Regions from separate parts of the Homo sapiens genome. Here region 1 is linked to region 2. The links are chromatin loops, found by intact Hi-C in ENCODE. Cell type or tissue: OCI-LY7. All regions are shown on one strand. Links, peaks and the distances in the headings refer to the core of each region. The heading gives the core; the rest is flanking DNA.

Evidence for each region. Peaks named below come from ENCODE experiments on the same cell type or tissue, not always from the same donor. Only the 100,000 strongest peaks of a DNase experiment are listed, where the experiment ranks them.
Region 1: a loop joins it to region 2, with 12 times the contacts of the local background. A loop is called at or near these places in 2 of 110 quality-filtered maps.

What each region holds. Positions count from the first base shown.
Region 1 is chr18:74,059,738-74,062,544 of GRCh38, forward strand. No RefSeq gene overlaps it. Among named protein-coding and RNA genes, the nearest start is that of FBXO15, 87 kb to the right of the region's middle. In OCI-LY7, for the core only: no CTCF peak of the experiment used is centred there; a DNase peak (open chromatin) is centred at 1,074; H3K27ac peaks cover 763 bases.
Region 2 is chr18:74,141,604-74,144,410 of GRCh38, forward strand. The region is part of intron 1 of FBXO15 (F-box protein 15); the gene reads right to left. Among named protein-coding and RNA genes, the nearest start is that of FBXO15, 4.8 kb to the right of the region's middle. In OCI-LY7, for the core only: no CTCF peak of the experiment used is centred there; no DNase peak of the experiment used is centred there.

The DNA.
Region 1 (2,807 bases), core at 9-2,508, 82 kb before region 2:
CCTGGACAACATAGGGAGGCCCCCATCTCTACAAAAAATAGAAAAATTAGCTTAATGTGGTGACATCCACCTGTAGTCTCAGCTACTCAGGAAGCTGACATGGGAAGATCACTTGAGCTGGGGAGGTTGAGGCTGCAGTGAGCCATGATCGAACCACTGCACTACGACAGAGCAAGACTCTGTCTCAAAAAAAAAAGAGTGCCAGTAGATAAGGTATAGGCTATGTAAGCAGCATGCATGGATTGAAAAAATAAAGAATCATACTGGGATTACTGATATGGATATTGTTATACCCATATCAATAATATCTATGAGTAAAAGACTTTGTAACAAGAATATTAAAATATTTGGATTATTTAGGCAAAGAAGAGGAAAACACTGGGCCTTGCAAGAAAGGAGCCTGCCCATTCCACTTTCCCCTGGGCCCTCCTCAGCTCCGGGCCACCTTGCCTGGTGTCTTTTTGGCCTCTACCCAAAGCCGAACCCCAGCTCTTTCTTTTTCTCCAGTTCTCATCCTACTTGTACTTGTGGCTCCCTCTGTCTACAGCTCTCCTGGCCCTGTGATTTATCTCCTACCTTCTCCTTTCCACACACTTGTTGAGGACTTGCTATGCTTTGAGATCAACTGTTATGCTCAATACTTAAAAAATAGGCTGTATTGAATACTGAAAAGGAAGCTGCATTTTCCCCACGTTCTTCCCTTTTCTTTCCTTTCTTTTTCCTTATGCTTTTCTCCTACCTGGATAACCTCAGTTTTACAAAACAAAAATCAACCCATATTTCAAAGTGAGGTAGAAGGCACAACTTGACTCCAGAGGTGGAGCTTGGACACCAGACCAAATTGAGGACTAGCTAAAATAGGGAAGAAGCAGACGCACCTCTCCTAAGACACACCCACCAGTGTGGATGTCAGTTTACCATTGCCATAGCAACATGCAGAAGCCACTGCCCCTTTCCATGGCAACAACCTGGTGACCCAGATGTTACCCCCCTTTTTCTAGAAATGTCTGCACAATCTGCTCCTTAGTTTGCATGTAATTTAAAGTGGGTATAAACACGGCTGCAGAAGGGCCTTTGAGCAGCTACTCTCAGTGCACCACCTGTGGGTAGCCCTGCTCTGCAGATGCAGTCACGGAGCTGTAACTGCCACCTCAATAAAGCTGTTTTCTTCTACCACCAGCTTACCCTTGAATTCTTTCCTAGCTGAAGCCAATAACCCTCCTGGGTTAAGCCCCAAGTTGGGGCTCACCTGCCCTGCATCAAAGGCCCATGGAGACTTTTTCATTCCCTCCTCAGACCTCATCCCCCTTCTTCCCTCCACAGAGAACAGAACTGGGACACGGCACACGTCATGGTCTGCTTCTCTGGTCATCCATGTCTTCTCCTCTTGGAATCCAAAGTAGCCAGGGTGTTGCCTTATGCTGAAGAAGCACAAAATAAATGCCTGCTGGCTTTCCTTCTTAGGGTCCCTGGCTATTGTTAGGGGAAGAACAGTTTTCTTGCCTGTGTTTTAGAATGAGTGGCACGAAATGCGAGCAAGAGCCTGCTACTTAAGTGTAAAGTATCAGCTGCAGCTCACAGAGAATGCATACATCTAAAACCCAGAGCTCATGCTGAAATCTGAAACAAAGGGCTTACATTCGTCTGCTACACGATCCTCTCACCATTTTCATGGGGAGACTAGAGCATTTAAAATAATTGAAGGTAATCCTAAGTATTCTGTCCGAAAAGCCATATTTAACTCCTGATACAAGAACAAGTTTCAAACCCATATTCACAATTAAGGGAACGATTTTCTCACATCCACAGATGGGGACAGGGGAGATTCTGCACACAGAAGTAATATTCTCTGTTGCTATTAGGATTTTCATAAATCACAGTGATTAAAATGCATGGTTATACTTCCTAATTTAATAACACCCTGAGGAATAAAAGTGATGGGAACATAAACCATGAGACTATAATGCATTGTCTGCCTCCAGAATAAAACTTTCAACATTTTCCTAATGCCAGTGTGGCAGGTTTTCCGTTTTTTGCCCCTCCATGAAACAAAGTTTTACCATCTGGGGACTGGGGACTTTTTTATACAGTATAGCTTTGAGAATCTCTTTTTACAACAGTTATAGATGTACCATAATTATCTCCTTGTGAAAGAGAAGAGCAAACGCCTACAATTTCAGGTCAGGCATCACGCAGGTCTCTTTCAGCTGTCCATGGAGCCCTTACTAAATAGATACATCAGCACAGTCATTTTACAGGGCTGCCACAGAAATGCATTTCTCCGGCATGGCCATTCATTCCACTTAAGCAAAACCAATAATAGGGCAAATTCACAATTTAGCTGCAAAACAGTGGCCAACAGAATCTTATTACGGAAAGAAAGTATCTTGTTCTGGGAAAATGGGTAGATGGGGTCTATAAATCTGTAAGCAAGCAGACAGCCACTTAGTATCTTATTCCAAGACAACAGCAATTCTTGCCTAATAGTGCAAAGATCAGTGTGTATTGCACAAACACAAGAATCGGGGGCAATATAAGACCGCTGGGATGTAGGCTGTATGTAAATAAAACATTGAATCATTTTTATGGCTGGCTCCAGAGTCTAGTTACATCAGAATTTAATAGTAGAATTAATGTAACCATGAACTAAATTTCTCATTTTAAAATATTTTATTATAGCAACATTAATAAAATTACAAATAAAATGTACTTAGAATCTCTTGACTTCAACAAATCAAATTGCGTTTATTTGTCCATTATTACTTCTAGTCTCTTATTAAAATATCTAACTTTTGCTTAGCTTAAAG
Region 2 (2,807 bases), core at 295-2,794:
CCTTAAGAACTTGGAAGAAAAAGTAATGAACCAACCCCCCTGAAAGCTGAAGTATGAAATCCACACACAACTGGTCTTAACAGAGGATGGCCCTCAACTCTGAGCACAACCTATTAGATGACACAAGTGGTGAAAAAGGAGCCCTTGCCCTAGGCATCAGCTGGCCAGGTGACAGTGTAGCCTGGAGCCTACCGCAAGACAGCATCATGATATGCAGCACGCACTCAAATCACCCACTGGCACCTGGCTGCCCTGCTTCCCAGGCACAAGTCTCCACATGCTTCCAAGCAGCTACAGAGTAAATTCCTCTTCCCTTTGTGAATTTTTCTCTCTAGAAAAAAGCACAGTAGCTGGTACAGGGTAGGCCCTCCACAAATATTAGTGATCAGCTGCTCCACTGGCATCTCAACAAAGAAGTTGCATAAGGTAAACTTTTCCAGATCCTGTAAGAGTAAAAATGCACCGAGGAAAAAAAAATGCTGGCTCCACATGCCTTTCCATCCCAGCTTCAGTAAAAGGTGCTTAATATACTTTTGGTCTTATATGACTTTCTAGCCAATGGTTTTCAATCTGTGCTCTGCAGGGCAGGAAGACAGGGAGAAAGGACAGGAAGAAATGCTAATTGGGACATTTTTGCAATACCCTCTCCTCCTTTAATCAGATAATTCTACCTGTTATATATTTTTGTACTTCTGTTAGAAATTTTGTTTAAACACAGATTTCCACAGGAGAAAAGCTTAGGCTCCATTAACATGGTCCTAACATAGTAATCATAAGTAAAATATCATTTCCTAATTGCATTCGTCTCCTAAGACTACCTTCACAAACTGGGTGACTCAGAACAACAGAAATGTATTATGTCTCAGTAGCCAGATGTCCAAAACCCAAGTTGTCAACAGGGCCGTGCTCCCTCTGAAGGCTCTAGAGAGGATCATTCCTTTTTCTGGTGGTTGCCAGAAATCCTTGGTGTCCCTTAGTTTGTGTCAGCATAACTCTAATCTCTGCCCCCATCTTCACAGAGCAATCTTCCCTCTAGGCATATCTGTCTCTGTGCCTCTTCTTATAAGGATATCATTCATATTGCACTTAGGACCCTCCCTCATCCAGTATGACCTCATCTTAACTAATTATACCTGCAGAGACCCTATATCTAAAGAAAGTCACATCCTGGTGTTCCAGAAGGACATAAATAACTTTAGAAGGTATAATACACTTTGTTTACTGTCAATAGTCAACACAGTAAACAAATTTGTAATACATTCTAAAATTATTTAAAAGCATGACTTATTTTTAAATGGTTATTATTGTTGTAAAGTCTGTATTGACTTATATTACATATTCAAAGATAAAATATCTACAATTGATAAAGGATTCTAACACTTAAGCTTCAAATAAAGGGAATTTCTATCATTCCTTCATCAAACAATAACAATTCCTATCAGGAGCTCCAAACCTGTAACCCTTAAGCCTATGGGAGTGTGGGGGTTGGCTGTACCTAGAATCGGAGTCCACACATACCCTAAGCATCATATGAATAATTCTATATATACTTTAAACATAAATATTATTGTAGTTCATCAAATATAATTTTATTTAAGATATTAAATAAATACCTTACTGAATCAGTAACAGCTTTTTGTCATTGTTTATTTCCTCAATAAGAAGCCAGAAAAATAAAAACTGTTACCTTAGGCCTTTCCAAGAGAACCAAAGAAAAGTAAATTCATCTGATGGATCAATTTTAATCTAGCAATTGGCAAATACCAAATAAATGATGATGATTCATGCTGGCTATGTTACAAAGAAACAGGCATCCTCATTTACTGCCCGTAAGACAAGATACAGTGGTACAAACGTTATGGAAAGCCAAATCTGATATTGGAATCCAGGATCCTTAAAAAGCACATATGCTCTTTTAAGCCAGGAATTCCACTTCTAGAAATGTGCACAGATAGTTCACTCAAGAATGTCCATCTCAGAGTTGTCTGCACTGGGGGAAAAAAATACTAAAAACGGTATAGAGATTGGTTAAATTGCATGGTCTCCATAGAGTTAACAATGTCTAGTCAATTAAAATATAGATTTTTCAACCCAGGTTAAGTGTTTGAATTAGAAACAGGTCCCTGATGGCCTCCAGGTGTCTATATGGCTTGCTCCCTCACTTTCTTCAGCCATTTACTACAATGTCACCATCTCACTGAGACCTTCCTTGGCTGTTATATTTAAACTGCAATCCAGTCCCCTCTGCCACACACACATGCACTTTGTGTCCTTTCTCTGTTTCTCTCCTTAGCACACATCACCATCCAACACTATACATTTAACCTGCCTGTCTTGCTTACTATCGCTGGAATGACATGGGCAGTTATACTGCATGGGTTTGTTCACTGCTGATCGTTCAGCACCCACAATATGCCTGGCATGCGAGCAGCATTCAATAAATATCGCTGAATCACTAACAGTATAACTGAGAAAGCAGGTTATATCAGTATATACTACTAGGTTGGTGCTAAAGTAATTGCGGCTTTTGCCATTACTTTCAGTAACAAAAACCACAATTACTTTTGCACCAACCTAATACATAAACTTATTTTTCTATTTCTCTAAGAGGAAAAGTAAATATATGCATACAAAGAAAAGAGATCTAGAGACACCAAGGTTTAACAGTTAACAGATCTGATTCATAGGATTACAAAATCTGTTGGTGAAGGTCTTTTTAAATGGGGACGATTTAGGGGGCATAACTCCATGTATGTTCTAATTTTTCTTAGCATATTGAATCTGTAATAAGTTGGGGGGTGGGGGTG